Linked DNA regions of Mus musculus: region 2 is linked to region 1. A link is a loop called in an ENCODE intact Hi-C map of the cell type or tissue named here. Cell type or tissue: heart. All regions are shown on one strand. Links, peaks and the distances in the headings refer to the core of each region. The heading gives the core; the rest is flanking DNA. Region 1 overlaps Kcnb1 (potassium voltage gated channel, Shab-related subfamily, member 1). Region 2 holds the start of Gm52569 (a long non-coding RNA gene).

Evidence for each region. Peaks named below come from ENCODE experiments on the same cell type or tissue, not always from the same donor. Only the 100,000 strongest peaks of a DNase experiment are listed, where the experiment ranks them.
Region 2: it touches region 1 in a loop (5-fold over the local background); 28 of 42 quality-filtered maps call a loop at or near these places.

What each region holds. Positions count from the first base shown.
Region 1 is chr2:167,106,971-167,117,400 of GRCm38, forward strand. All of the region lies in intron 1 of Kcnb1 (potassium voltage gated channel, Shab-related subfamily, member 1), which reads right to left. Among named protein-coding and RNA genes, the nearest start is that of Gm52568, 17 kb to the right of the region's middle. In heart, for the core only: a CTCF peak has its summit at 5,944 (motif pointing right); a DNase peak (open chromatin) is centred at 5,947; H3K27me3 peaks cover 2,113 bases.
Region 2 is chr2:167,214,679-167,225,108 of GRCm38, forward strand. It overlaps Ptgis (prostaglandin I2 (prostacyclin) synthase), which reads right to left. Exons shown (of 10, transcript NM_008968.4): 4 at 9,307-9,450; 5 at 6,531-6,682; 6 at 130-311. Gm52569 (a long non-coding RNA gene) reads left to right here and starts at 6,678. Exons shown (of 3, transcript XR_003954099.1): 1 at 6,678-6,821; 2 at 7,401-7,440; 3 at 8,509-8,767. In heart, for the core only: CTCF peaks have their summits at 4,906 (motif pointing left) and 7,664 (motif pointing right); DNase peaks (open chromatin) are centred at 4,863 and 7,664; H3K27ac peaks cover 572 bases.

The DNA.
Region 1 (10,430 bases), core at 1,549-9,548:
CTCCTGCCTCTTTCTGCCTCTCAAGTCCTGGGATTATGGGTCACACCACACACAATTTGTATCTCACTGTTAGATTATCTCTCGTAAGTGTTATTCCTGTCAGGCATTCCAGGCAGCCTCCCCACCCCCACATGAGAGGAAGTGTCAATAGCTCAGCTGAACAGAGAGAAACTCAGCACTGAGGGCTGGAGAGATGGCTCAGTGGTTAAGAGCACTGGCTGCTCTCCCAGAGCACCTGGTTTGAGTCCCAGCACACACAACCGTCTGTAACTCCTTTTTTCAGGGGACCAGAGCCCTCTTCTGGTCTCTGCTGGGACTGCACACATGGGGTGCACAAACATACATGCAGGCAAAACAACCACATAATATAAATGAATAATAATAATAATAATAAAAAGACATGGCAGGGCCACGATTTGGACCCAGGTTCACCTGAGCCCTCAGCATGAGCTCTTGAGTGTGTTAAAAGTCACGTGGTGGGTGGGGTTGCTAGAGAGCCAGCTCAGTGGTTAAGACCACTTGGTGTTTTTCCAGAAGACCTGAGTTCAATTCCCAGCACCCTAACCATCTGTAACTCTAGTTCCAGGAGATCTGACACCATGCATATACTCACACTCAACACCCACACATAACTAAAATATGTGTATGTGTGTGTATCTATATCTATATATGTATTAAATATGTCAGATGAACGCCAAAGGTCATTTGCTAACAACAAGAATCCCAGTCTAAGATCTTGTGGTTCACCTTCTCTCGGGCACAGGTGTCCTGCATGTGTCTCAGGAACTGGAGGGAAATACAGAAGTTTGGGCTCAAGGGTGTCGTGTTACCAGCTTTGCCAACTATTCCCTTGGGTCACGTGAGCGCCCGACTCGCCAGCAAGAACGACGCCACAATAGGATCCTTCTGCACACGTTTATTGGGAGAGCATTGACTGCATAGGCGAAAGACCCTGAGCCCAGAAATGGTGCTGCTTATATAGGCCTAGGAGTGACGTGTCCATACCTGATTGGTTATGCTACCAGTACCTCATTAATATGCGTCGGGCCAGGCAGTGACTCGGCAAAAACCTCTTCTGCACATGCGCACATTGGTTGTTTACCCATAATCATGGGCGGTGGCCAGTGGTAGCCAGCGCCACTCTGCAATGGCACATGTGGTTTCCCACAGGGTCAGGAAAAGAGCTTGCAGGCTGGTGAAAGGGCTCAGTGGGGGAAAGGTGATGTCACACAAGCCTAGAGGCCTGAGTTTGCTCCCTGATGCCCACATAAAGGCGGGAGAACTGACTCTACAAGTTGTCCTCTGAACTCCACACACACACACACACACATACACACACACACACACACAGATTATGATTATGGAAGAGGATTGGCCAAGAGAAGGGGCTTGATGAATATTTGTTGAGATTAATGAATCCATCTGCAGGTAGATATGATGAATGGTTTCAGGGGTCTTTCTGTAAAAATATAAATCTAGCTGGGCAGTGGTGTCAGGGCACACCTTTAATCCCAACATTTGAGAGGTTGAGGCAGGCAGATCTCTGTGAGATCAAGCCCAGCCTGGTCTACAGAGTGAGCTCCAGGACAGCCAGGGCTACACAGAGAAACCCTGTACAAAAATAAAGAAATAAAATGTAAAAAAAAAAAAAAAAAAAAATCCAGTGTCACCCGTTTCTGCTCAACTTCCAGGATTCTCAGGATAAAAGTGAAACCCTACGCTCGTGTGTCAAGATGCCCGCATCGTCTCCTTGGCCACCGCCTTTCTTTCTGCCACAGCCCCGGGGCTGGGGAAGAGAATGGGTTTATGTTCTTGCCTGTTGCTGACTGGATTTGAGGTGGGCAGGAGATTCAGGCTCAGTCAACTCATCTGAGAGAACCTGTGCTCAGGGGTCCAGGGAGCAAATGGCTTGTGGGAGGGTGAGAATTAAGTGTGCACGTGTCAACCTGTCTGAAACTGTCTACACTGTCCGCACCATCTGCACTACCCCTAGATGTAGGAGATGAGAGGCCATAAAAGTTCAGAGAGGGGGCCAGGGAGGGGATTCAGCTGGCAACAGAGCTGGCCTAGCATGAGTGTGGCTGTGGGTCCCAGCCCCCGCACCGGGTGAACCAGAGGTGGTGGTGAACACCTGTGACCCCAGCACCCTGGAAGTTGGGGCAGGAAGGTCAGGAGTTCAAGGTCACCCCTGGCCACATCGTGCATAAGAGCCAGCAGGTGTTATATGAGACCCTGCTCACAATAGGTAAGTTGGTAAGTACCAAGTGAAGTACCAAGCTACCAACCAAACCCTTACTCTCCTCAAAGCAAAACCTGTGTGGTTTCTGACATTTCTGACATCATCCTTGTTTTCCCTAGAAACAAGGGCCACTTCATGGTCTGCTGTACAGTGTAGATCCTGACATCTCATTCCTGTTGTGTGTGAGTGAATGCACATGTGTGTGCGTGCATGTGTGTGTGTGAGTGAATGCACATGTGTGTGCATGTGTATGTGTGTGCATGCACATATGTAGATGTGCCCATTACTGCCCAGAATCTATAAATGCCATCCAAGAGGGCTGACCCTTAGCCTTTCTGTGTACCCTGCTCTGGCTCAGAGAGCGTCATCAAATTCAGCAAGCTGAGTGCCTGAGGCTGGCCAAGGCAGGAGTGAGAGCTCATTCTCGCCTTCTGCTTGCTGCGCTGTGAACTTGAACGACGGGCCTGCAGACAGGTGTGCCAGCCTCCTCCCATCAGCTGGCTTTTCTGCAGCTGTCTGCACAGAACATGAGCGCTCCCAAACAAAGCCTGTTTCTGTCAGCCCGACAGCAAACCGTGCCTGTTCCTGTTACCTACACTATTCTGCAAAAAAATATTCACACTTAACTTTATTTCAGCCACAGTCTACAAAATGACATGCAAACCTACCCATTTTGCCTGCCTAGTGACAGATGCATTAATACCAAGGTAAACTGACCTGTCACTCTCCCTGAGCAGCTGGGCACGGCTCTGCCACCCTTGGCCTTGAGGGCTGGCCTCTTCCCTGACTTAGTGTCCTTGTCTGTACGAGGCTACTTCCTAGGATGGATCTTAGCAATTTCTTGGAAGTATTTGGTTGCTGTAGCCCACAGAAGGAGTACAACCAGCATTAGAAAGGCAGAGGACAGGCGTACTATCCAGCATCCTGCAACGTACAAAGTGACCCATAGAAACAGCATTATCCTGGCTACGGTTGTGAAACTCTGGGGCTGGCCCCTTATAAGTTCTAGAGCAGGGACCTGTGTTACGTTCAGCACAGGCTAGGCACACATGGGTGGTACAGGCACAGGCTGAATCCTATTGTCACCTGCTCACATCTCTGATCCCTACAGGAATGGATCTTGGGTGGGAGGTCTGTCCCTTTAAGAGCTAGGAGGTTCTGTTTCCTCGGAGGCTGGCAGGGTGCAGCGGGCAACTCCTCCTTTCCTAACCCCAGAACAACTCTGGGCAGACCCACATAGTGAATCGTCTGTGACAAGAAGTGAGTTATAGGCTCAGGCGGGAGCCAACCTGAGGGGACCTGAGCACACATTCTCTTCCCATGAGAAGGTCCCAGGAGAGTCCTCAGTATGCCAGACAGGAGAGGGTTGCAGGGTTGCCTGGATCAGGTCTTCAACAGTCCCCATAGTTGGTGCCACCTCCGTGGCCCTTCTCTGTTCTTCCAATATGGAGGAAAAGGCATCAAGTGTCCAAATAACATAGGCCTCGGCAGAGAAAGGACAGGCTGCACCCACGGTCACTTGGCCCACCGTGGTCAGCAGAGACACAGGATCCTTGGTAAATTAATTAGGGCCTTTGGGGCTCACCAGTTGCTTCTTCTACGTGTTTCCAATAACTGTTGTTCCTAAAGGCTGCAGAGAAGCAACCAGAATTCCACCAAGCCATGATCGGACAAAGCAAAGATGGTATCAGAATTCAGGTATCAGAATAGCTCGAGCAAGCTCCGTGTGCTGCTCCCTCAAATGGCTCAGGAAACGCCATGAAAGAGGTAAGAGATGACAGAGAGAAACCCCATTCTTTTCCTTCCTTCCTTCCTTCCTCCCTTTCTTCCTTCCTTCTTTCTACCTTTCCTTTTGAGACCAGTTTCACTGTGTAGCCCTTGTTGTCCTAGAACTCACTCTGTAGACCAGGCTGGCCTTGAACTCACAGAGATCCGAGGCTGCCTCTGCCTCCCAAATGCTGGGATTAAAGGCGTGCACCACCACCACCATTCGTTATGACTCAATACAAGCATTATAACCATGACTCATATCACCGGCAGTTACCTGCACTGGGCCCACACAAGACCAGCCCCAACAACCGGTCAGGGAGTGGGTGGGACTCACGAGGCCCCACCTGTACCTCTGAACTATTGGTTACTGATAGGTCCTGGAAGAGAGGGGACCATGGTCTTCAGTTTTGTGTCTGATGCTGGGCCCAGCAAGCTCCAAGGAACAGCTCCAAGGCTGCAGTCACACAGACAGCCTTGTTTAATCTCAGTGGGTCCCAAAACAAAATAAATAGTTACGAACTATTTATTGCGAGAGAGATTTGTGGAGTGGGTGGGGGATAAGAGAGAGGTGGGAGATGAGAGTGGTCAGTATTTAAAGTGAAGAGATGTGGAAATGTTAACATAAAATGGTTTAAAATATTAAAAACAATCATTGAATTGCATAGGAGAAGTGGGTAAATTATGACATATGAAATAAGTGTCAATAAAGATAAGGAGCCATTTTCTGCCAAGGACGTCCCATTGCTTTTAGTCCCTGTGATCTCAGGAGTGTCACAGACAGGGTCTCATTATGGGACACAAACTCAGGATCCTCCTGCCTTGGCCTCATGGGAGTGGGGGTCACAGGTGGCTGTGAACCCAGCTGCTAGCTAAGGGGTTGCCACTTGCACATAGAGTTCTGGACCCTCTACCTCTGCCCGACATCGCTGAACACTAAGAAATGTAGCATTGTTGGGAAAGGGAGGTTGAGGCAAAGACACCGGATTCAGCCAAGGAGTGTGGGACCCATTTCCTTCATGGCGTCCCCTGCTTGGACTCCGAGGGAATGAACCGGAACCTCATGGCTCTCAGCTTTGGGCACCCGCTCTGCCTGGCACTGACTCAGGAGCTGGGGATAACAGTGACCCTGTCTGAGAAAACCAACCAAAGGGCCTGCTTCCCTCCTGTGACACTCTTCAGGTCGCAGGGACTAAAAGCAATGGGGTGTCCTTGGCAGAAAATGACTCCTTATCCTATTTTTATCGGCACTTGCTTTGCAACACCATAATGCTTTTAAAATTATCATTTGTTAACATTTGACGTACGCTCTCTTGGTGGAGCTGGGATGTGGTCTCAGGCCCTGGGGCTCCCCAAGAAGGGCTCAAGGACACAAGAAGGGGCTCCTTTTATGGTCCTTCCGCTTCCTGGGTTTTAAGGGGGGTCCAGGGGGATTACATCAGGGAGTTTTAATTGGAAGGGTCACTGGAGTGGATCCGATTAAAGGATTGGGAACAGCTCCAGGAGCTGACCCCTCCCTGCCTGCGGCAAGGGCTGGGGTGGGGGTGGGGGATGCTGGAGTGGCAGCGGATGTTGGCAGGCACCTGGGCCTTGGGCAAGAGAAGCCATCACAAGAGGACAGGGGTGCAGGGCACAGCCTGGGAACACCCATCCAGCAAGATCCCTCCGGGATTCATTTTCCTTAGTTGCCTATGTTTCAAATTGGGAGTTTTTGTTCATTGTGTTGGTTTGTTTAAGACAGGATCTCATTGTCTTGGCTGGCCTGGAACTCATTATATAGATCAGGGTTAGGCCTTGAACTTGAGATTCTCCCGAATGTTGGAATTACAGGTATGCACTGCCACATCTGGTTAAAATGGGGGAGATTTCACATAAAAAGCCAGATGTTTAGATTCCCTCCACAAACTAGAGGCACTCCACCAACCTGTACTTCCAGTCATGGCCACTAGGTGGTGCTGAGGAGCAACAACTGCTTCCCAGGTGGATGCCCAGAGCCTTTGCACCTCACCATAGCTACATGCTCCTGCAGTTCTGGGCCTGCCTGGTACTATGACAATGAGAATTGCTATTAACAGATCTGCTACTATGTGTAAAGAATGTTCGGCCGGGCAGTGGTGGCACACGCCTTTAATCCTAGCACTTGGGAGGCAGACGCAGGCGGATTTCTGAGTTCGAGGCCAGCCTGGTCTACAGAGTGAGTTCCAGGACATCCAGGGCTATACAGAGAAACCCTGTCTGGAAAAACAACAACAAAAAAATGTTCTAGAGATCTTCATGGAATTACAGAGGCAGAAACAGAAGGGTTGGGAGCAGTCCTACCAATCTGCCTTAATTTCCCCATATTCACATCCTGCCAATTCCTCTTTACAAACATCACCAGATTTGTCCTTTCCTGTCCACCCTACAGCCACCACCGTGTCCCAAACATCATCAGGTCTCACTGGTACCACTGCAAAGAGATGTCTCTCCTGCCTCCTCAAAGTCACTCTACAGACCACATCCCCTAGTGCTTATTCCCTCCTTCTTGCTGGGCGTGGACCATCTAGGATAGAGACTGCATTTCCCAGCTCCCCTTGCTGCGTAGATGAGGTCCTGTGACCAGGTCTGGGCAGCAAAAGGCACTTGGAATTGGTGTGGCCCCCTCTTCTTTCTCCGGCCCCGCTGCCTGGGAGACCGATGGGGAGAACAACTATTCTGGATATGAACGGGTTAACCCCAGCACTAGGCTGACCTTGTACAGAGAGGCCTGGCAGCTCTTGGTCTGTGTGGTTTGCATCTCCAGCCACAGGAGCTTAGTGTGCAGGCCCAGAGCGTTGGGTCTCAGCCCCTCTGCTCTCTCATCGCAGGCCTTTCTATCCCCCTCCTGGTCTCTATGGTCCTTCCTGCCTTGTGCCTCTGCCCACACTGTCCCTCATGCCTGCAATGTTTCTCGCTCCCCTCTGCTAGCTGACTGCTTCTCATCTGTAGTCACTGTAGTCACCTCCTCAGGGAAGCCACCCCAGCTGTCCCCAGAGGCACAGGCTTCCCTTCTCTCTGAAATGTCCATAGGGTATTTTCAGCAGCAATGTTTTCTGTAGATACTTTCCAGTTTGTGGGCATGGGCTCAGTCTCAAACCTGAGTCCTCGGGGATAATGGGAGACCTCAGCTAAGCTGCACAGAAAGATGGGTACAGTGGCACATGCCAGTTACCCCAATATTCAGTCTACCATAGTTTCAGAACTGATAGTTCCAGGGCAGCCTGAGCTACACAAGAGCCTGTCTCAATGATTGAATGAATGAATGAGTGAGTGAATGAGTGAATGAATGACTGGCCTGTATGTGTCTCATGTGTTGAACACTGGTCTAGCACATACGGAGCTCTGGGCTCCACCCAAGCATGAACCAGGTATGGTGGGGCTCTTGTCATCCCAGTACTTGGGGAGTGCAGAGGAAGGCAGATCAGAAGTTCAAAGTCATAGTTAGCTGCAGAGGGAGTTTGCGGCCAGCCTGGGCTACATGAAACCCCCATTTCACAGAATATAGGAGAGGCCTGGAAATACAGCTCAGTGGTGGAATGCCTGCCTAGCCTATTTGAATTCCTCAGTTCAATTCCCAGGGCCTCATAGCAATCGAACAAACAAAAGCCTAGCGCTGGGCAGCAGCACTGAGGCAAGGTGCTGGCTGCAAAGCCTGGCATTCTGAGTTCAATCCTGGTGCCCACGTGGTGGAAGGAGAAGAGTCCCACAAGCTGCCCTCTGATCTCCCCCTGCACACTGTGGCGAGCACACGTGTGTGCTCACTGTGCCCTGGCATGTGCACATGGATACTTGGCACACACACACACACACACACACACACACACACACACACACACACGTTGTGACAGGCACTTTCCTTGTGGAGGTCAGAGGCTGGGGACTGTCTCCCTCCTGTCTCCTGAGCAACCTTGTGAAGGGGAAAGCAGAGGTCAGCCCTGGTCCACATGGGGGAGACAAGGGAGATGTCCCTAAGGTTCCCTTCTGCAAGGGAAAGTCCAGGACAATGCCCTTTTGGCTGGGTGACCACCGGGTCCCCTAGACCGGCTGAGGATATGAGAAGCCGGGGGACGCACTGTCAGTCAGGATTGACAAATGGTGTGGGCTGTCCCTGCTGTAGAACAGCACTGGGAATATAATTAAGAGGTGTGTGGCTGGCCAGGCAGGATGGCGTCTACAGGCTCTAAGCCTCTAATGGGAGCCTCTGTCCCCTGGTATGGTGGGATGTGGATGTGGAAATGGTCCCTGAGAATCTAACTGTGGTAGCTCACAGCTGAAAGCACTCCCCGTGGGTCAGGAGAGATGCTGGGTGGGGGACCGCACACCCAATGGCTAAAGCTACAACAAGGCCTTCAGGAGGGTCATCTTCACAGCCATGTTAGGCACTGCTTTGTATGACCAAGGCCTCCCTCCGCAACAGTCCTTGATGAAAGAGCCAGGACTTGCTTGTCCAAATTGTTTTATTCATGGTGGCTGAGGATAAACCAGAGATTGAATGCCTTCTGCAGGAAGGGAAGCCCATTGGGTAAACAGTCAGGACCTATCTCGATACCTCACTAGCACGGAGAACTCCAGGTTTTCACGCTATGTGACCCGTTGTCATGTGGGGTGTTGTGGTCACGTGTTCCAGGACAGGAATATGGTCAGAGGTTCGTTCCTACTCCTGCCGTTCTCAATTATGAGGCTTAACAGGGATTCCAAACTTGCTCCAACCCTACCAGGTCTTCTGTCTGGTGGCACGGTCCACTGCCCCTCAAACAAGGAGGATGCCTTCGCTGGTGAGATATTTCCTCACCTTCCTGTCTGGTCTCACAGGAGTCGGAAGAGCTGCCTTCTAACTCCAACTGGGCATCACCAGGCAAGCACCTTCATGTCTCACACAACAGCCACTGAGAGTCGGGTGGGCTCCGGCACCGTCCCCTTCCACAGTGATTCAGAGATCCAGTGACTCTCTCACCCCAGGGCATGGCCTCTATCTATGTAAACAAAAGTGACAGCAGAGTGCGTTGTCCAGGCTGGCCTTGCACTTATGATCCTCCTGCCTCAGCTTCTGGCTGAAAGGACAGGCCTGGGCCCAGCCTGATCCCTGTCTTCCTTCAGGAATTAATTATAAAGCAAGGAGGTAGAATTAATGAAAACCATTTCAGAATTGCTGGGGATCGAATGCAGGGCCTTGTGCATAGACTCAGTGACGTCTGGAGATGAACGGTGACCTCTGTCCTGCAGGAGGCCAGCAGCGAGTGTGTTGGTTAAGATCCTGTACTTGGGGCTGGAGAGATGGCTCAGCAGTTAAGAGCACTGACTGCTCTTCCAGAGGTTCTGAGTTCAATTCCCAGCAACCACATGGTGGCTCACAACCATCTGTAATGGGATTCAATGCCCTCTTCTGGTGTGTCTGAAGACAGCTACAGTGTACTCATATACATTAAATAAATAAATAAATAAATAAATAAATAAATAAATCTTTATTTTTAAAAAAAAAAGATCCTGTACTTGGGCTGCAATGTGGCTCAGTTGGTAGTGCTTGCCTGGTGTGCATAACTGTTACCTCAAATAGGGGTTCGGGTGTTTATGACCCAGTCAGCCTTTCACTCACTTTCTCATTTATTCATTCATTCATTCATTCATTCATTCACTCACTCACTCATTCATTCATTCATTCTCCCATTTGTTTGCTCACTCACGGACACGCCATGTCTCATACTAGAGACCCAACAGTAAACAGTTTAGGCAGAAACCTGAGTGTGTGTGTGTGTGAGAACCCGACAGTCTTGCAGAGAAACAGTTATACTGACCAGAAGCAAAACAGGTTGGTTTGGCAACGACTATGGAGGGTGAAGGGGACCTGTGAGAAGGAGGTGGCTATTAGGTGATTCCTTTTGGCTGGCGGGGCTGGGCTTCTGGGCAAAGGTGATGTCTGGGCTCAGGCCTAAAGAAGAAGAAGCTGGCGCTAGGGAAACATCCGCGGGAAGGACAGCAGGTGCAAAGGCCCTGGGGTGGAAGCTGCTGGGCGAGCATGTTTGAGTTAGGGAGATGGGGGAAGGGAGGAAGAGGGAAGGCACAGACCTGAGAGGTCCTTCTATACCAAGTGCAGCTCAGGCTGCGATGGCCACTCACAGCAGAAGAGCAATACAATGAGGCACCCCAGAAAGCACCACCGTTTTTATCCTCTGAGAGATGCTGGCAGTGTTCAGCTGTGCCCAGGAGACACCGACAGGAGGCTTAGTCACGACCTTGGAGGGGCTGTGTTGCTGTTTCAGGGAAGGAAAAGAGCTGCAGGGAGCCCTGGCTGCAGCACTCTGAGCTTGGGCCTCTGCTCCCAGAACCCTCTCCCTGCCTCCTCTGTTCCCTCGTTCACTGTGTATTCTCAGTGATGAGCTCCTTGTGGGCCCAGGGCCACTCGAGGAAA
Region 2 (10,430 bases), core at 889-8,888, 110 kb after region 1:
CTGTTTCCAAAGCCACTGGACGAGAGAAACAGTGCGGGGTGGGGTCAACCAGCAAGCCATGTGCTCACACCCTCATCTGCTCACACCAGCACACGCACGTGAATTCCGCACCTACACAGCCATGCTTACCTGTGTGGCCCAGAGCTGCAACACCAGAGCCCGGGCCTGCATCTCCTCTGACACCCCCATCTCCTCAAGATGTCTCAGATAACTCTCCAGCCAGCTGCTCCGGTCAGCCCTGGAGGCCAGCCTGGCTGGGGACAGCAGCTTCCACAGGCGGTTTTTGACACTGCATGCATGGTCTTTATCCCCTGCGGGGACGGAGCACAGAAGAAGATGGTGATAGTCGCCTCTAGGCCAGGGCCACCCAACCTCAGCCTTTCACAAGTATTCTGGGTGTCACTGATAGGACAGCCTGGGGTGATGCCCTGTAAGAGTTGCCTAGGACCCGCATCCCTTAGTAGAAAGGCATAAGGGCCTGTTCCTGCAAGAGAGAGCGTCTCCGTAGCAAGAACCCAATAGGGATTTGATGAGTGTGTGAGGCTTTATGAAGCCATTTAGGAGGACCACACTCGAGGCACCAGCCTCTCCCCCTTGAGACCTAGACCAAAGCAAGGCCAGACCCTGCACGAAAGGCAAGGGGGCTCAGCATCCCGGAAAGAGCTGCATTGGCCATTGGTGGGGGACACAGATCTGGGGTCTCCACTCAAACTCCTCTAGAGCAGACAGGTAAGGTCAGCAGAGGAAGATTCCACAGAGGAAGCTATGTAGATCTGAAGAGAGGGGAGACCTCCAGGCCGCTCCAACCTACCCTCAGACATACTGGAGCAAGTGGCTCCACCCAGGCACACACCACATTTTCTAAGGAAACTGATAATCTGGGCCAGGTGTGGTAGCGCACGCCTTTAATCCCAACACTTGGGAGGCAGAGGCAGGCAGATCTCTGTAAATTCAAGGCCAGCCTGGTCTACAGAGTGAGTTCCAAAACAGCCAGAGCTACACAGAGAAACCCTGTCTTGAAAAACCAAATGGGGGAGAAAAAAAAGCCAATAATCCAGGTGTTCCTGTGTCTGTCTGTCTCCGTCCATCTGTCTTTAGTTCCTGGGGCTGGGGATAGAAATCGGGCCCTTCCACTCTAGCCTCCTCTTATGTTTGTGACTTTGACATTGGAGCCTGCACAGGCCACAAAGGCATCTCAGGGTCTCTAAGGGGTAAGCTTTGCCTCAAGGACACCAGCCTAGACCTGAGCAGGTATGGGAGAGAATCTTTGCCTACGGGGCAATGCTGCTTGCAGTGGCCTGCAAATGCTGCCAACTGACTTAAAAACAGAGAGCCCAGGGCTGGGACTGTAGGTGCATCACCACACACACAGCCCTTAGGTGTTACAGGCACTGGGATCGAAACTCAGGTCCCGTGGCTCTGTGGCCAACACTCTGCAGACCTTTTCCTAGCCTCGACTTACTGTTTTTGAAGTTGGATGGCAACATTTTGAGAAAATGTGTTCAACTTCTTCATACCACTTCCAGTCATGTGGCAGTCTAGATTTAAAGTATTGAGCTCATGGGCTCACCTGAGACAAAACTTTCCCAGGACTCCCACTGTGTCGGGTGTTTGTTTGTTTGTTTGTTTGTTTTTCCAGCCACACAGGGCTATACAACTGACTTAAAAACTGTCCTGGAATTCACTTTGTAGAGCAGGTTGGCCTCCAACTCAGAAATCCGCCTGCCTCTGCCTCCCAAGTGCTGGGATTAAAGGCGTGCGCCACCACGCCCAGCTGTGTCGGGTTCTTGAGAGCTCCCCATGTCCTGGGAGCACAGGCCCCACTCAGGCTATGAGAGTCCCCATTCAAGATCAACATCTGGAGTTAAAAAAAACAACAACAAGGACACAGGGAGGAGGTCACAGCATCACCTCAGCAATGGTTCAGATGTCCCCAGTGTTCCCTGACCAGAGGCAAAGGTCTCAACTCAGCCACAGAAATATCTGGCTGTCCCTGAGGCCCAACCTTACAATTGCAATCTCTCATCGTGCAGTCATTGTGGCTGCATGAGTATGTTGTTTGTTGTGTATGGTGTGTATGTGGGTACATGTGTATGTTGGTGCGTTCATCAATGTGTGCCTGTGCGCATGTATGCATATGTGCATGTGTGCATTTGTGCATGTGTACATGTGTGCCTGTGTGCATGTGCGCCTTTGTGCATGTGTGCATTTGTGCATGTGTACATGTGTGCCTGTGTGCATGTGCGCCTTTGTGCCTGTGTGCATATGTGCATGTGTGCATTTGTACCTGTGTGCCTGTGTGCCTATGTACCTGTGTGCATGTGTGCCTGTGTGCCTGTGTACCTGTGTGCATGTGTGCCTGTGTACATATGTGCCTGTGTGCATGTGTACATGTGTGCCTCTGTGCATGTGTGCCTCTGTGCATGTGTGCCTGTGTGCATGTGTACATGTGTGCATGTATGTATGTTTGCATGTGTGCCTGTGTGCCTGTGTACCTGTGTGCCTGTGTGCATGTATGCATATGTGCATGTGTGCATTTGTGCATGTGTACATGTGTGCCTGTGTGCATGTGCATCTGTGTGTATGTGTGCCTGTGTGCATGTGTGCATATGTGCATGTGTGCATTTGTACCTGTGTGCATGTGTGTATGTGTGACTGTATGCATGTGTGCATGTGTGCCTGTGTACATGTGTGCCTGTGTGCATGTGTACATGTGTGCCTGTGTGCATGTGTACATGTGTGCCTGTGTGCCTGTGTACATGTGTGCCTGTGTGCATGGGTGTATGTGTGCCTGTGTGAATGTGTACATGTGTGCCTGTGTGCATGTGTGTATGTGTGCCTATGTGCATGTGTGTATGTGTGCCTGTGTGCATGTGTATATGTGTGCCTGTGTGCCTGTGTACCTGTGTGCATGTGTGCTTGTGTGCCTGTGTACATGTATGCATGTATTCTCCTCTATTGCAGAGGTTCTCACCCTCCCTAACGCTGTGACCCTTCAGTACCCTATAGTACAGTTCCTCATGTTGTGACCCCCAATCATAAAAGTGTTTCATTGCTACTTAATTGCTGTAAATTTGCTACTGTTATGACTCATAATGTAAGTATCTGTGTTTTCTGATGTCTTAGGTGACCTCTGTGAAAGGGTCATGTGACTCGCGCTCACAGGGTAAGAACTGCTGCTCTATTGCTTCCCACCTTGTTTTTCGAGCCAGGGTCTCTCACTGAACCTACAACTTGCCTTTTTAGCCACATTGACCCACAGGGAACCTCAAAGGACCCACCCCACTCCCCAGCGCTAGGGTTATAGGCACCATACTCAACTCTCCCCTAGGGGCTGGGGTCCAGACAGTCCCTCATGACAGTCCCTCGTGCCCGGCATCCAACACTTTACTCACGAGCCCTTTTCCAGATCATGGTTTTTCATAACAACTAAAAAGCACCACAGGGCGGTCTGACCCAACCCTGTGTCCAGAGGACAGAGGGAGTGACCCAGACACAGAGGTCGCAGAAGCCCATGTTGCATGGGTCTGACTGAGGCCTGGCCATCTCTGGGCCACAGTCACTTCCTTATCCACGGAGCAAGGCCTTCACCCCTGTACACTCAAATCTTGTCCTGAATGCCCCTCTGAGCTCAGAGATAGCTTGGTAGAGATGACCTGTAAATGTCTGGTGTGTTACCTCGGGGCCATTAGAATCTTGGTCACACTGTGACTCTTACTGTAAATGTGTCCTGTTGGGTGAGTAAACTGAAGCACACAACTGTAATCCCAACACTCAGCAGGCAGAGATAAGAAAATCACCAGTTTGAGGCCAGCCTGGGCTATATAGTGAGTTCCCAGCTATCCTGGCCTACACAGCAAGATTATCTCTTAGCCCCCTTTGCCCCCCCCAAAAGTATTCAAATAAAGCATACAAACCCTCAGGACTCTCAAGGCCTTAGAGGGCCAACTTTCTTTTCATGTGTATGTTTTGGGCAACACGGATACATTTTTATATTTGAAATATACTTGAAAAGATGGAGAATTTCACATGTACACAGGAAACACTAAGAGAAAGAAAGCCAGGTGTGGCTGTACAACTGTGATCTTAGCAATAGTGGAGGCAGGAGGATTGAAAGTGCATATAAGGGTTAGAGAGATGGCTCAGTGGTTAAGAGCACTGACTGCTCTTCCAAAGATCCTGAGTTCAAATCCCAGCAACCACATGGTGGCTCACAACCATCTGTAATGGGATCTGACGCCCTCTTCTGGTGTGTCTAAAGACAGCTACAGTGTACTTAGATATAATAATAAATAAAATTAAAAAAAAAAGAAAGTGCACATAACACATATGAGTAAACCACAGACAGACAGACAGACAATGAAAGGGAGGAAGAGAACAGGAGGAGGAAGAGAAGGAGGAGGAGGAGGAGGAGGAGGAGGAGGAGGCAGAAGCAGTAACCTAAGCCTTCACACTTGGTGTGCTGTAAGAATTCAGCTTCTCTTTGCTTCATCTCATTTCTTAAAGGCAAAAATTCAAGCACATCGCTACCACATCTGGATTGAGGTGGAAGGCTCTGGCCAACGCCCCCCACCTTGATCATCATGGATTTCATCCCCTTCTCTTCCACAGGTTTGGGGGGCTCTTCTCATACAATGCTCTCACACAGTGCGTCAGCAATTTAATCAGCCCCTATTCTGGCACGGGTCAGTTTTAGCTCTGTGGTCACAGTGTGGCCATGAGTATCTATCACTGTATATGAGTGTGTCTGTGGGGTCATTTCCTGGAAGAGAGACCATGGGAGAAAACGATCTGATTTGATATTTTGGTAGGGTTTCCGCCACTTGGTCTCCCGGGCATACCGCACCCACCAGGTCTGGGAACTGCTTGAGTCTGCCTGAGAGCAACTGTCCAACACTGCCACCTGCTGCTCACACTAGGAAACAGCCTTTCATGGATCTACCCTCTGTATCCCATGGAAGGAGGGAGAGTTGAAGAAACATTTTCTGGAGAACCAACTGGTGCTGGGATGGGACATATGTTTAGCACACTGGGTTTCTCAAGCAGACAAAGTGTGCACATAGCCTATTCTACCACCTGCCTGCTGCTCCTGTGACAAGTGATTTCACCTGTGGGAGCCCCGGACCCCCCCCCCCAACTACATTAGAGAGTGAAAGCCCAGAGAGGGCCTGCAGAGGCTGGAGAAGCCAAAGGAGAGCTCAACATGCTAGGCGGAGAGGTGAGCGAGATGCCTGATGCCCATTCCTGCCCTCCGGGTTGATGCTTGTCTCTGACAGTGATGTGACAAGAGGAAGGAAGCTACAGCCTCTGCCCAGCAGGCTGGCAAACCAACAGGAAGACAGGTCACAGCCCTAGGGTTCAGTGTCCTCAAGAGCTCTGAATCCAAATGGACTGTGATGGTCTGGATGTGAAATGCGTCCCCAACAGGCTCACATACTGAAGGCTTGGTTCCCAGCTGGTGGCATTATGGGGAGACAGCTGGGTTGTGAGGAAATTAGCCTCATAGATGGGCTAATGGCCAGATGGGTGGGTGTACGGCTGGGGGGGGGCGGCGGGGGGGGGAGGTAGCAGATCGTGGGTATGTGCCTTTGAAGGGTGTGTAATATCACCAGACCCTTCTTCCAGCTTTCTCCACTTCCAGGCTGCCGTGAGGTAGGCAGCCTCCTCTGCTGAGTGCTCCTACTGAGTGCTCCCACCCCCACTGTGTTCAGGTACAGCACAGGCCCACAGCAATGGAGTCAAGTGGCTGTGGATCGAAACCTCTGAAACCAGGAGCCAAAACACATCCTTCCATCTTGAGTGTTTTCCTTGGATGGTTTATCACACAGTTTTCACTCCTTTTCTTTCTATTAGCTAATTAATTAGTTAATTTTTGGTTGTTTGAGATAGCGTCTCACTATGTAGTCTTGGCTGCCCTGGAGTTGGTTATGTAAACCAGACTGGCCTCAAATTCACAGAGATCTATCTGCCTCTGTGATGACACTAAAGGTGTGCACTACCACGCCTGGTTATTGTTGCTTCTTACAGGAAAGACCATTCAGTCTTCTGTGCACAGGACCCACCACCTATGGGCAAAATGTTCTTGTGCACTGTGTGAAGATTCAAACGCTCATTTCTGTCTCCCTTGTATCTGGTTGCAATCCTTATTCAGAGAATCTCCTGTCTCAATCTTATGTAAACACCAGCTTCCCAATTGTTCCCTGATATGTCAATAAAGAGAGCTTAATAGCCAATGACTGAGCAGGGGAGAGAATAGGGCGGGACTTCTTGCCAACCAGGGGAGGGGATGCAGCCCAGGAAAGAGATAGAAAGCCATCTTGGGGATTTGGGTAGGGAGGTAGCCAGATCAGCATAAAAGACTAAAACAGAGTGGTAACTGCTCAGTTGTTGTGCCTTTAAAGCGTGTTAACTAAATATAACGATCCAATCTCAATTATTTGGGAGCTAGCCGGGTAAGAGGAAAACTGTAACACAGTTATTAAAATGCCACTAACAAGCACCCATTTCTGCAGTGACCTCATGGTGCTTACCCGCTGACAAGGAGCCTCGAGCCAGTTTGGGGAGCAGCAGATCCAGCTGGCGGAAGGTATGGAAAACATCCGCTGAGTGGACACGATCTTGGGCCTGACTCTCATGGGTGCGTGGTGAGGCCTCCACTCCATATAGGGTCAGGTAGCCGGCGCTGTGGGGGACAGCAACGAGTCAGGTCCTGACTTTCTTTTGTTCCTACCCCGCCTCAGGTTCCCTTCTTCAGTTCCTACCCTGCCTCTTTTGTTCCTACCAAGCCTATTTCCTTCGGGGATGGACTCTGACCTGAAAATGTAAGATGAACTAAACCCTTTGTTTCCCAAGTTGTCTTTAGTCAGAGTGTTTTATCACAGCAACAGAATGGAGCAGAACACTACACCTTCCTAAGCTCCCCCAGTCACAGGTCTCCCAGGAGAGGGTTTTCCAAGCAGGGAGAGGGAGAAACAGGAAGGAGGGGGGAGAGACTGAGAGAAGCATGCACAGTCCCCACCCGGCACCACACCCACAATGTGCATGCCACAGTAGGCCCGCAATGAATGTTAGGTCACTGGTGGTGGGTAGCTAAGTCTGTGGAGCAGTAGTAAGTGGCTGAGTGGGTAGATACATGGATGGATGCAGAGGTGTGGATGGGTGGGTGGATAAATGGGTGGATGCAGAGATGTGAAGGGGGTGGGGGGTGGATGGATGGGTAGATGAATGGATGAGAGTGGGTGGATGTGGATGGGGTGTGTGGGTGGTAGGGTGACTGGAAAGATGGATATACAAATAGAACACACTCCTGAGGACTCTGGTGACAAGCCATCACAAGCCTGTCTACCAAGAGCCATGCAGGCCACCATCACAACCCACCTGCACCCCACTTCCCTCTCCAGCCCAGCCCAGTGTCTGTGCCCCTGGAAACGAACCCTCAAGGTAGGAGACTCACTCCTGCTCTCTCCTCTGGGCTAACAAGAAACCCGCTTCCCCTAGGAACAGTTAGGGCTCAGAGGCCAAGCTCAGCCTTCCTTCCCTGTACCTCATCCTCAGCCTGAAAGATTCCTTTCTTCCCCTCTTCTAACTCTGGGCAGACGTGGGGACGCACTTATAATAGTCAGCTCCCCTACCAGCGTACATGGATCCAGGTGGCCAGTAGGTGGCACTCTGTGCCATAAACTAAAACGGAGCTGACAGAAAACCCACAGCTCCCAGAAGGTGGAGTTAGTGGCCTAGAGACTATGTAGCAAGCTTTCCCGGGAGGAAACCCAACTACCTGGGCCCTGGAAAGGAGCCCTCTGCTCAGGGTGAAGTGAGTTGCCAGAGAGCCAAGGAGGCCAGAGTGGAGCTTAGGACGCCACTTTGAGGGAGGGCCACCACAGGACATATTGGGTCATATGGACTGTCACCTCCTATCTGCCTTTCTGAATGTTACATACTTTCCTAGTTCAGGTAACTGCAGTGTCCCAGCACAAAGGTAGAGGCAGGAACTCAGGCCAGGCCCAGGCCCCGCGGGACGCCTATGCTGGTGACAACCAGCCCTTTCCTAAGGCCCCCTACCTCCCTTCCGTAGACCCTATACATCCTCACCTGATAAAAGCCTTCAGTAGGTCCTGCCAACCGTGTATTCTTGCCCTCTTAGGGTCCAGGCTATCACTACGACTCACAGATAGTTGGTGCCCCTGCCTGGTTCTCACCTACAGATGTCCTCTACATAGAAACATAAACTAGATTGCATTGGGGCCCCTTCGTAAGTCCCTAAAGTCACCATCCAGCTGAGCCTACATTCCAAAGCCTTCCTCCGGGCTGAGAGGCCGACTTCTGCAGACATCTCTACCTGCTCTCTCCTCTGCCACTTCCCAGCTTTGCTCTCGCCACCCTGGCTTCTTCCCACACCAGGGCCTTGCCCGTGATGTTTCCTCACTAAAGTCTTGGCACAGCCGGCGCCCCATAGCCCTGTGGCTGAAAGCCCCCAGATGCCCCATTTCTGGGTCTCTGCCTTCTCAGGCATCAGGAACGCACCTGCTGTGGCCCCTGCTGTTTCCTGTGGGACCATTGAAGACGCTGCACAGCTGAAGAAGCTGCACTTTGCTGCACTGTTTTTACTACAGTTATGAGGTCCGACCTCAGGTCGAGCTCCCTGGTGAGTCTCCCAAGCAGCACTGCTAGCCAGAGTCTAAGCCACAGCACAGATGCTGTGATGCTCAGCTAGAGGACTGTGCTGGCTGGTTTTGTGTGTCAACATGACACAAGCTGGAGTTATCACAGAGAAAGGAGCCTCCTTTGAGGAAATGCCTTCATGAGATTCAGCTGTAAGGCATTTTCTCAATGAGGGGAGGGCCCGGCCCATTGTGGGTGGTACCATCCATGAGCTGGTAGTCTTGGGTTCTATAAGAAAGGAGGCTGAGCAAGCCAGGGGAAGCAAGTCAGTAAGTAACATCCCTCCGTGGCCTCTGCATCAGCTCCTGCTTCCTGACCTGCTTGAGTTCCAGTCCTGACTTCCTCTGGTGATGAACAGCAATGTGGAAGTGTAAGCTGAATAAACCTTTTCCTCCCCAACTTGCTTCTTGGTCATGATGCTTTGTGCAGGAATGGAAACCGTGACTAAGACAAGGACTCTCGCTTTGGAGGACACTCAGACACTCGACACCCTTTGACAGTTAACATCTGGTTTATAGCTCAAGTTGTGTGAAGTGAATTCGGGGTTCCACCTGAACCACCTCCCTCCTTTGAGCATCTCCCACAGTGTCCCCACCCACAGGGTAGCCCCCAGTTCCCTCAGCCATGACAAGATTGTGGGCTCACCTGAGCAGGGCGTTGTAGGAGAACTCAAGGAGACCTGTCTCCTGCCAGCCACTGCCTGCTTCTGTGGAGTCACCCAGCAGGACCGTGCGAAGGTTGGTATACATGGCTTCTGTGAGCGCCTGCAGGTCTCTGTGCATGAGCGTCCTGCGACCAGCCACAGAAGATAGGTATTTGCCACTTAATATACTCAAAAAAGATCGCATGCACGCCGAAGGAATAACAGTTACCACTGGGACAGTTTTATAGTGGAGAAACTCGCATACAAAGAGCAGTGTCAGGACAAGGCAACATAGGCAGGGAAGGGCACAGCTGAGGCTCCAATACTGGATGGCCTCACCCTACATCATGAGCTCCTGGCCAAGACAGTCTGTCCTTGCCTGGTGCGCAGACTTGGACAAGGAACCCACAGGCTTCTAGACAACTATGAAGTCAGCGCCTCCTCTGTGAAATCCAGCAGAGGGCTGGTAATACAATTCCAGATGGACAGGCATGGGACAAAGACTGGGCTGCTGACCCAGTCTCCCCATGTGGACCTGGGATGCATGGGGCCAGGGTGAGGGGGGTCCTGGACCGCCGTCATGCTGACCTAAGCCTGGTGAGCTGCTCAGAGCCAAGGGTCAGAGGTGGTCTGTCGACATGTAAGGCTCCATCGAAGCCACCAACAGCAGTGAGTTACTGGAGTGTCTAAGTGCCCGTGGAACCTAGTGTGGCAACACAAATCGGCAGGTGTGAGCCAGGCAGCGAGTCTAGTTGCAATGGTTTCTTAATCGTCTCTCCTAGACAGTGGCCTCAGGGCTGGGCAGGAGAGTTATACAGCAACTTGACCCAGGCTAAGTCATCGGAGAGGAGGGAACTGTGACTAAGAAAATGTCTCCATAAGATCCAGCTGTAAGCAAGCCTGTAGGGCAATTTTCTTAATTAGCGATTGATCGGGGAGGACACAGCGCATTGTGGGTGGTGCTACCCTGGGCTGATGGCCCTGGGTTCTATGAAAAAGCAGGCTGAGCAAGCCATAGGAAGCAAGCCAGAAAGCAGTATCCCTCCACGGCCTCTGCATCAGCTCCTGCCTCCAGGGTTCTGCCCTGTTTGAGGTCATGTCCTGACTTCCTTCAGTGACGAAGAGC